3 separate regions of the Homo sapiens genome follow, and all the other regions are linked to region 1. A link is a contact called in ENCODE Hi-C or POLR2A ChIA-PET data. All regions are on one chromosome and are shown on one strand. The core of a region is the stretch at or near the end of the contact, and the rest is flanking DNA. Distances in the headings are between cores, read along the strand shown. Region 1 holds the start of ZFPL1 (zinc finger protein like 1). Region 2 holds the start of PCNX3 (pecanex 3). Region 3 holds the start of ESRRA (estrogen related receptor alpha).

The links. A loop is a pair of places that touch in the nucleus more often than their neighbours do. ChIA-PET counts read pairs that join two places held with the same protein, here RNA polymerase II (POLR2A). Pooled maps may share reads with other maps.
Region 2: a map with no recorded cell type shows a loop between it and region 1 (15-fold over the local background). The contact joins the promoter of PCNX3 here to the promoter of ZFPL1 in region 1. A Hi-C loop is called at or near these places in 2 of 37 single-sample maps with no recorded cell type and 8 of 50 pooled maps. POLR2A ChIA-PET finds 5 or more read pairs at or near these places in 1 of 52 experiments (WTC11).
Region 3: a loop to region 1 is called in a pooled map, with 12 times the contacts of the local background. The contact joins the promoter of ESRRA here to the promoter of ZFPL1 in region 1. A Hi-C loop is called at or near these places in 1 of 37 single-sample maps with no recorded cell type and 8 of 50 pooled maps. POLR2A ChIA-PET finds 5 or more read pairs at or near these places in 2 of 52 experiments (CD4-positive, alpha-beta T cell and GM12878).

Annotation. Positions count from the first base shown.
Region 1 is chr11:65,082,532-65,085,764 of GRCh38, forward strand. It overlaps ZFPL1 (zinc finger protein like 1), which reads left to right and starts at 1,691. Exons shown (of 8, transcript NM_006782.4): 1 at 1,691-1,847; 2 at 2,160-2,269; 3 at 2,584-2,695. The coding sequence starts at 2,168. It overlaps CDCA5 (cell division cycle associated 5), which reads right to left and starts at 1,509. Exons shown (of 6, transcript NM_080668.4): 1 at 1,402-1,509; 2 at 1,098-1,192; 3 at 954-1,019; 4 at 833-868. The coding sequence starts at 1,447. RefSeq lists enhancers at 1,241-1,470, 1,551-1,820, 2,410-2,994.
Region 2 is chr11:65,614,498-65,617,476 of GRCh38, forward strand. It overlaps PCNX3 (pecanex 3), which reads left to right and starts at 1,279. Exons shown (of 35, transcript NM_032223.4): 1 at 1,279-1,967; 2 at 2,327-2,514; 3 at 2,753-2,852; 4 at 2,973-2,979. The coding sequence starts at 1,815. RefSeq lists enhancers at 1-193, 1-821, 704-753, 814-903, 1,184-1,333 and 1 more and a silencer at 1,524-1,773.
Region 3 is chr11:64,304,226-64,307,372 of GRCh38, forward strand. It overlaps ESRRA (estrogen related receptor alpha), which reads left to right and starts at 1,299. Exons shown (of 7, transcript NM_004451.5): 1 at 1,299-1,511; 2 at 2,943-3,147. The coding sequence starts at 2,955. CATSPERZ (catsper channel auxiliary subunit zeta) reads left to right here. Exons shown (of 5, transcript NM_001039496.2): 5 at 318-545. The coding sequence ends at 421. It overlaps KCNK4-CATSPERZ (KCNK4-CATSPERZ readthrough (NMD candidate)), which reads left to right. Exons shown (of 11, transcript NR_133662.1): 11 at 318-544. RefSeq lists a silencer at 1,006-1,515 and an enhancer at 1,926-1,995.

The DNA of each region.
Region 1 (3,233 bases), core at 441-2,940:
GGCCCACTGCAACCTCCGCCTCCTGGGTTTAAGCGATTCTCCTGCCTCAGCCTCCTGAGTAGCTGGGACTATAGGCACGTGCCACCATGCCTGGCTAATTTTGTATTTTTAGTAGACACAGGGTTTCACCACGTTGGCCAGGCTGGTCTTAAACTCTTGACCACAAGTGATCTGCCCGCCTCAGCCTCCCAAAATGCTAGGATCACAAGCGTGAGCCACTGCACCCGGCCTCTACTTGTCTTTAAAGACTCAGTTCAAATGTTTCTTCTTCCACGAAACATTCCCTGAGCCACATGGTCTGGGTTAGCTACCATCATAGCATCTAGTATTCCTTATTGCAGTCCCAGTACACAACGTTGCTATCACTTGTCATTGGTCTTTCTCCCCAGTTGACTCTAAGCCCTATCAGCTCTTCAAAGGAGTTCACATTTCTCAGTCAGTATGTCTTCAGATTGTCTATTAATGAAACATCCTTTGATAATAACTTCTGCTAAAACTGTAAAAATGTCATACACATGACTTATCTCAGAACACCCATACATGAAAGCTGAAGGCATAATGGATTAGAAAGGCAGTACGTGGAGTTAAGACATAGCTCAGCTTTTAAAGGAAGTTCCAGGAAAATGGTAGAAATACACAAGGCATAAAAAGTTAAGTGTATTAAGTCTTCAGGGAGTAATCAAGACTGGCAATGCATGCAGGTGCCCACAGGCAAACTGTTTTTGCAGTACTGCAAAACAGCTCCCTGGGCAGATGTGAGGAGCCAATGTGTGCTGTCCAGCTCTAGAGTGACCCAGATTCTACTTAATTAAGTAGATGAAAGTGAACTCACCCTAGGGCTCCTGCGAGGTGATTGGACAGCTGGGACCTGCGGGGGACAATACCAATTGATCACATAGCTGGTCCCCAGTTTTGCCCGCCTAACCACCCACAACACTCTCCTTAGCCTTTACCTCTACAGCATGGGCCACGATCCTCTTTAAGACGATGGGCTTTCTGACTGCAGCCGCACTGGGTGTCTGGAGAAGAGGGATGAACGTGAGCTCAACATTAGGTGAGGGGCCACAAGGGGAGGAAGTGAGAAATCTGGGGCTCACCTTCGGCCAGATTTCAGGGAGGATGCTCGGGAGTTCAGAGCCTGATTTCCGCTGGGACCTCCGCAGAGGCTTAGTAGGAGATGGGGCCCTTGGCCCTGGAAAGAGAAAAAAGTTAAGTGGTAGAGGAGGACTCTAGACCTTAGAGTCCAGAGAACAGGTTCTAGAGACAGCGAGAAGATTCCCAAACAAGCCCTTTTAAGGGCGCCTCCTCCGGCGGCGGCAGCGGGAGGGAAGAGGCCATCTTTCACCGGACTGCGTCCCCCAAACGGCTCGACCTCACGTCTCCCGCGCGCCCTCCGCTCACCGGAGCGCTGAGCGGCTCCTCCGGACCGCGTTCGCCTCCCAGACATAACTTAGGCTCCGTCTCGAGCTCCTCCAGCGCCGCCGCCCCGGGCGCGCGCCAACCGGGAAGGCCACTCGCTGCAAAAAACGTTCGAATTACCCGCCCTGCGGGAAAGGAAGCGGAAGTGACGTAGGGCTAGCGGTCTGCGGCCCTCGGAACCCCGAGTCTTTTCCACCCGTCTTCACCTCTAGCGGCAGCGGAGGCGTGGCCCAGGGGCGCGATGGCGTCATCAGCGCGCGCCGCACCCGGAAGAGACGTGGCAGCGGAGGGATAATCGGGGCGGCCGGGGCTGAAGGGAGAGGCGCAGGAGCCCTGGGGAGAGTGGTCCCTGCCCTTCCGCGCCTCGAGCCATCGCTACCGCCCTTCGGAACCAGTGCAGCGGCCGATCAGTAAACACAGAGACTGGGGTCTGTAGAGAAGGGGCGGGACTTGGAGGGGGTGGGGCTCAGGAGAGGTCTTGGGGGCGGGGCCGGTAGTATCGGGGAGCCTCTGATGGAGGGGCCTGGCCGGGGGCGGGATCCAGAAGGATTGAGGGGTCGCCGGAGGCGGGATTTATGCAGGGGGTGTTTCTCCGCATAAGGAGGGACAGTGGGCAGGAATCTGAGATCGGGGCGAATATGAGAGGTGTCTGGGGGAGTTAAGAGTGGAAACTGGGCTGGTGAGAGCGTAGTGGTGGCCACCAGAACCTGACTTCCTACCAACTCATGCCCCTTTCCCAGGATCGATCATGGGGCTTTGTAAGTGCCCCAAGAGAAAGGTGACCAACCTGTTCTGCTTCGAACATCGGGTCAACGTCTGCGAGCACTGCCTGGTAGCCAATCACGCCAAGGTGGGGCCTTCAGGGGAGCGACTGAGCAGGGCACTGGGTGGGCAAGGCGGTATTGGCTTCCTCCAAATCCATGAGGGGCCCCGCGCTAGAATGTAAGCCCCACAAGGGCAAGGACTTGATTTATTTTGTTCACTGATATATCCCCCGTTCCCAAGAGAGAGTCTGGTGCACAGTATGTGCTCAATAAATATTTATTGATTAAACAAACGAAAGGATGAGTCTCCTCTGTGGCTAGAGAAAAAGAGACAGTCGGACCTTGGGGTGATAGGCCGAGCAGCCCCAGCACCAGTTGTGACATCTCTCTCCCACTCCAGTGCATCGTCCAGTCCTACCTGCAATGGCTCCAAGATAGCGACTACAACCCCAATTGCCGCCTGTGCAACATACCCCTGGCCAGCCGAGAGACGACCCGCCTTGTCTGCTATGGTGAGGCCTTGGCACCTCGGGGGGATCAGGCCAGCCTCAGGGGCCAGCTTGGTGACTGGTTTCCAGGCCCTCCTCAAGCAGCAGGACAGTGAGTCCCCCGAGTCTCAGAGCCCAGATTCTAGTCCTGTTAAAGTTCCTTACCTGCTGTGTAAGTTCAGGCAAGTTATTCTTCCTTTCTAGGCCTCACTGTCTTTCCTAAAAATTAAAGCTCCTAGTTCCTCTTTCCTAAAAATTAAGCCCTGCCAATCTGGAGGTTTCAGCGAGAACCAGTCAAGCTTACGGGTATGCTGGTGGCCGTGACTATTAGCTAGCCAGACCGGCATGTTGCTTTCAGATATTCAGGATCCACCACTGATTCCAAGGCTAAACAGAGAGGAAGTGAGTTTCCCACATTAAAGTTAGCTAAAAGAAGTCAGCAGACATATGTGTCATGACTTTGACCTGAATCTGGGGTAAGAGCCTTAGCTCCAGTTTTTGAAGGAGCTCATGCAAGAGTCAGCTCCATATGTGTTTCTCCTTGTGAGTGCATGTGTGTACT
Region 2 (2,979 bases), core at 29-2,528, 530 kb after region 1:
CTGCCTAGGGTGGAGGTTGGTCTCTGCTAAGGATGGGCCATCTCTGCCCTCTGCATCCGCATCGGCGGCAGCAAAACGGGGTTACAGAACCACACTTGGGAAGGGGGTGAACCCGAGTCTGGTCTTGGCTGCGAAGTTGTGGGACTGTGCGATCCATCGATTCTGAGCCTCATTATTTTCTTTCTTTTTTCTTCTTTTGAGACGGAGTCTTGCTCTGTCGCCCAGGCTGGTATGCAATGGCGCAGTCTAAGCTCACTGCAACCTCCGCCTCCCGGGTTCAAGAGATTCTCCTGCCTCAGCCTCCCGAGTAGCTGGGACTACCGGCGCGTGGCACCACGGCCGGCTAATTTTTGTATTTTTAGTGGAGACGGGTTTCACCATGTTGGCCATGCTGGTCTCAAACCCCTGACCTCGTGATCCTCCCGCCTCGGCCTCCCAAAGTGTTGGGATTACAGGCGTGAGCCACCGCGCCCGGCCATTCTTTTCATATATGATATGAGGACGAGAAAGCTCTGCCTCGTAGAGCTAGTTGGATGGGGTGGGGAAGACTGGAGGACAGACGGAACTGGCTGCACCTCAAGCTCTTGGAGTGGATTGCCTAAGGCTCTCTTCTTCTCCTCACCTGGGAAACAATCCGCTTCTTCATATCCCTTCCCCATTGGCAGAAACCTGAGACTTGTCCAGAACTTTGCCCAGGATTGGATTCAGAATAGCTGAGTCGCCCTCACAACTTCTGGATAGGGCTGCCCCAATTGCTTTGAGCCTGTCACTTTAAGAAAGACGACGCTATCCTATTTCGACTATTCCTGCCTGTTACGGAAGGTTGTTCTCTACACCCTAGGTCTGAGCTCTGACCCGGAAGTAGACGCCGCTGGGAGCGAAATCGGTCGTGACGTACGAGGTCCAGCATTAAAGGGGGCGGGCCGAGAGGGGCGTGCTTCGGTAGTGCAGAACTCTCGCTGCTACTAGGGGAGTCCACGCCTCCACCTTTTCCCCGCCTCCTGTAACTCATTGGAAGAGCTGTGCGCCAATTACTTTGCCGTTACCCAATGGCTACTCAACTGTCTCTTTGGTTCCGCCCAGTCGTCTACCCTGGGTTGGCAACGCCTGGGTCTACGCATGCGCCCAAACGCTTTTACGCTCGAACTTGCTTTAGTCCTGGAGTCTGCGCACGCCCAAAGGGCACCCCTCGCGTCCTACCGCGCCATCACCTTTCTGCGCTTGCGCATTCATGCCGTCAAGTTTTCCTTTTCCGGGTCCCAATTGGAATCGTTGGGCGCATGCGCCACTGCAGGCTGGCGGTTCGCGGCTCCTTCTTCCGGCCTCCTCCTTAGGCCGGCACCAGCAGAAGCCGGGCGAGCGCGGAGCCCCAAGCAAGTGACCTGCGACCCCGAAAGTGGACCCCAGATCCTGGGGTTCTCCCTGGTCCGGAGACTAGGGAGCTGTCGCCTGCACCCCGGGAGCACCCACCCCACGACCACCTCTGGATGCCGCCGACGGGTACCCGGCCCGTGCCCCGCGCCTGCCTGCCGGCTCGGCCCCTCGGAGCAATTCTGGGCCAGGAGTGGGGACCCGGACCCCGCCCCTGATGCAGCCCCACCCCCGCGTCCGGGCCTTGCACCACTGACTGTCCCGGCCGGCCCCGCCCCCTGCTCGCACCCTCGCGCGGCCGAGCCCCCCTCCCCCGCTGGGGGAGGCCATGGCGTGAGCGTGAGGCCGGGCCCCGGGGCCCTCAGGCGCCAGACGGGGCATGGGCCGGGGGCCGCCCCCATGAGGGTCCCGGGAGGGGGGGCGCGGGCAGCAGCGGCGGGGCCATGGGGTCGCAGGTGTTGCAGATCCTGCGCCAGGGGGTGTGGGCCTCGCTCACCGGCGGTTGGTTCTTCGACCCGCACCAGAGCACCTTCTCCAACTGCTTCCACCTCTATGTCTGGATCTTCCTGCTCATCTTTCCCTTCTTACTGTACATGGTGAGACGCCACGGCCACCTGTAACTCCAGCCGGGAGAGGGAGGGCAGCCTGGCAGGGATTCAGGGCAGTGCCCTGGGCTCTGGGACGTGGAGAGAGAGGAATCACTGCAGAGTTTGGGTCTGTGTGGAAGAGGGGCCAAAGTCTTCCTTTCTTGGATCGAGTGACCTTGAACCCTACACTTAATCTCATCCAGCTAAGCAGAATACAGAGCCCTTTGTCGAGGTCTGTGTACTGGTTGTGTGGAGAGGTGATGAAATTTTCTTGTGAGTCTGTGAATCCCAGCTATGATGTTGATGGCAGGTACATCCTGTGGGGGCGAGGCTTTGTGAAAAGGGACCTGGCTTACTTTCATCTTCAGGTCCTGCCTCCCAGCTTGATGGTGGCCGGCGTGTACTGCCTCGTGGTGGCTGTCATCTTTGCTACTATCAAGACTGTCAATTATCGGCTTCATGCCATGTTTGACCAGGGCGAGATCGTGGAGAAGCGCAGCTCTACCATGGGGGAGCTGGAGGAAGAGCCTGCCCAGGGGGACAGCAATCCACCCAGGTGGGTGGGGTAGGGGCTGTGCTGGGGATTGAGGGTTTTTGGTGCCTGGGCCGGAACCTTGCAGGGTGGAGTAGGGGCTTAGGGAACATTGGCTCTCTGAGTGATTGTGAACACTTGTCCTGTGTTAGCCCTGGAATTGTAAAGTGACTTCTGAAAAAGAAGCAGTGACAAAGATGGGAGGAAGTAGCATACACAGAGGAGAGGTTAGCTCAAAGCTGCTGCTCTTTTTCACCGCCAGGGACCCCGGAGTGGAGATGACAGTGTTCCGGAAAGTCAGTTCCACACCCCCGGTGCGCTGCAGCTCCCAGCACTCTGTGTTTGGCTTCAACCAGGTCTCGGTGAGTGGGCCTGGACCTCAGCTTGTCCTCCTGTCCCTCTGCGAGCCAGTCCCTACTGTGGGTGCATCCTGAGCCTACTTCTTGCCTTGTTTGTTCCTTCATGGCTCTCTGTCTACTCAGGAGCTGC
Region 3 (3,147 bases), core at 49-2,548, 780 kb before region 1:
GGAAAGCCCAGCGGTGATAAAGGGCCAGCTGATGGCTTAGAGTGGGTGGCTGGTCCAGAAGGTGGGCAAACTGCTCGCTACCACCGCCCTAGTTCAGGCCTGCAACCTCTTCCCTAGCCTTGACCTCATCCATCCTCCACCTTAACACTCAGCACCCTTAGAGATGCAAAGTTCCCCAGGCTAACACAGACCTGAGTGCCCTGCGCTACTGCTACCTCGAATCATCTGCGGTTCCTCGAATCACACATGCGGCGCCCCCTGGTGGGGAGACCTTTCGGTTGCTCACTGCCCTGAGCCGAGCTCTGCCCTCCTCCTAGGCTACCAGTTAGGGATCGGCAGGGACCACTTCCTGACTAAGGAGCTGCAGCGATACATCGAAGGGCTCAAGAAGCGCCGGAGCAAGAGGCTGTACGTGAATTAAAAACGCCACCTTGGGCTCGAGCAGCGACCCGAACCAGCCCCGTGCCAGCCCGGTCCCCAGACCCAAGCCTGACCCCATCCGAGTGGAATTTGAGTCCTAAAGAAATAAAAGAGTCGATGCATGGTCCGTGAGTCAGTGCAGGACAGCCCGCGTGAGGCGGACGCACGTGGCCCCGCCCTTCCCCGTGACCTTCATTCGGTCACCGCAGTGACCTTCATTCGGTCACCGCAGTGACCTTGAGCTTTCTCCGTCCGGGCCCTATCGGCCCTACCTTCCGGGACTCGCAATCCAGGACTTATTGCATGTTTTAAGTCGGCTTCACCCACCCCGAGTTCCGCAGCTCTGTGGGGCTACTGGGTCTACGGTTCGAGTGCTCAGTTGGTGTCGCTTTGGGGGAAGGGGGTAGGGGGAACGGGGCAGCACCTCCCTCCTCGCGACGGCGCGCTAGGCTCCGCCCCTCAAGCATAGGTAGCAGGTCCAGCCTCTCCGCTCGTCCCGCCCTTGCGTTTTCATCTGTAAGTGGTCTCTTGGCTCCGCGACTGCAGCCTGCACCGCCTCGCCCACTCCTCTCGCGCGCAGCAAGCCCCGCCTCCTCCGTTACGAAAGAGCGCTTCTGGCCCCACTTGCTCTCGGCTCTATTGTCCCCGCCCTCCGCGTCTCCGGCCCCGCCCCTCCCAGGGGCCGCGTACGCATGTGCGCCGCAGTGGCTCGGCGGGCTGCGGGGCGGGACCTGCACGAAGGCCCGCCCACTGGCGCTGCCGGCTCCGCCCCGACTCGTCCGGGCGCGCAGGCGCCGCCCGCCCCGCTGGTCTGATTAGCATAGGACCCCGGGCCCCGCCCCCTGCTTTGCATGCGCACGGCCGGCCCCACCCCCGCTGTCAGCTGGAGGAAGCGGAGTAGGAAGCGGCCGCGATGTCCTTTTGTGTCCTACAAGCAGCCGGCGGCGCCGCCGAGTGAGGGGACGCGGCGCGGTGGGGCGGCGCGGCCCGAGGAGGCGGCGGAGGAGGGGCCGCCCGCGGCCCCCGGCTCACTCCGGCACTCCGGGCCGCTCGGCCCCCATGCCTGCCCGACCGCGCTGCCGGAGCCCCAGGTCCGGGGGCGGAGGGGAGCGCTGCCGCGGGGGTGGGCGGGCGGGGCGCGGGGGCCATGTGCGAGCGCGGCAGGGAGGCGGGCGGGGCGGGCTGCAGGCGGGGTCCGACTCTGGGGCCAGTCCGGGCCACGGTTGGGACCCAGTCGAGGGTCGGACTGGTCAGGGTTCAGGCGGGATCCGGCGTCCGAGTCCTGGTGGGCCGGCCTGGGGCAGGATCTGGCTCTGGCTGCGGGTCCTGACTCGGGTCAGGGTTGGGCCTCCGATCCAGCCCGCTCCGGGGCAGGGTTCAATCCCGCATTTGCCGAAGTCCCTGGGGCTGGCCGGGGTGGAAGACGGGGAGGGCTCTATGTCTGGGAAGGGGCTCTGAAGACCACGTGGGGGCGCTCGAAGGGGCCTGGGGCCACCCTCCTCTCTGGGTCAAAGGTCATCGCACCGGCAGGGGAGAACTTCCTCCTCCTTGGCTCTCCCCACTTACTTCCTGATAACCTGGTAGAGGTCTCCCGCGGGCGGGGAGGGGGAGGCGTAGCAACTTTAGGCAACTTCCCAAAGGTGTGCGCAGGTTGGGGGCGGGACGCGGCGCCCCGGGAGGTGGCGGCCTCTGCGACAGCGGGAGTATAAGAGTGGACCTGCAGGCTGGTCGCGAGGAGGTGGAGCGGCGCCCGCCGTGTGCCTGGGACCGGCATGCTGGGGCAGGAGGGCAGCCGCGTGTCAGGTGTGAAAAGCTCTGGAGGTGTTTTCATGAGTCCGTGCCTGTGCGTGTGGATGTGGGGAGACCTAGTGAGAGTGTGTGTGATCATGAGCCTTGACTGAGTTCGTGGATGGGGTGTGCGCTCCAGGAGAAGTGTGTGAGCACAAGTGTGAGCAGGAGTGAGCACGGGTTTGGGAAGGCCGGTGCAAGTGTGAAAGCCCTCAGCAGAGAGCGAGCCTGCGTGGGCTTGTGGGGCTCCTGAGCACCCCGGTGAGTGGAGTGTGTGAACTCGGTGTGAGCACGTCCACTGGCCTTGGGTCTGCTCTCCAATGCAGAATACCCAGATGAGGGCAGGGTCTCAGAGGTCCCCCCAACATCTGGAGAAAACTGGGAAGTATCCTGCTCCTGGCTAGGGATTCCAGGTGGGGTTGAAGGTTGCCTGGGGGCTACGGTTACCCTGCTCCCTGGCCTGGGTGGGAGTAGGGGCTTTCTAAGCCTCCCCCAGGTTCCCAAGGGGGAGACCTGCTGTCAGTTACTGGCCCTGAAGACTCTGTTTCCATGGCAACAGCTAGGAGGGGGCAGTGTTCCTGGGCAGTCCTTCCTTGGACTCTGCCCCCCTTCTTCCCCACTTGCTGGGCTTGGAAGCCTGGCCCTAGGCCCGAGGTTGGGCAACCCGTGTGGCAGGGTGTCTCCCATCCCCCATACCAGTGCTTTCCTGCGAACCTATGGGTCTCTCCGTGCAGGTGACCAGCGCCATGTCCAGCCAGGTGGTGGGCATTGAGCCTCTCTACATCAAGGCAGAGCCGGCCAGCCCTGACAGTCCAAAGGGTTCCTCGGAGACAGAGACCGAGCCTCCTGTGGCCCTGGCCCCTGGTCCAGCTCCCACTCGCTGCCTCCCAGGCCACAAGGAAGAGGAGGATGGGGAGGGGGCTGGGCCTGGCGAGCAGG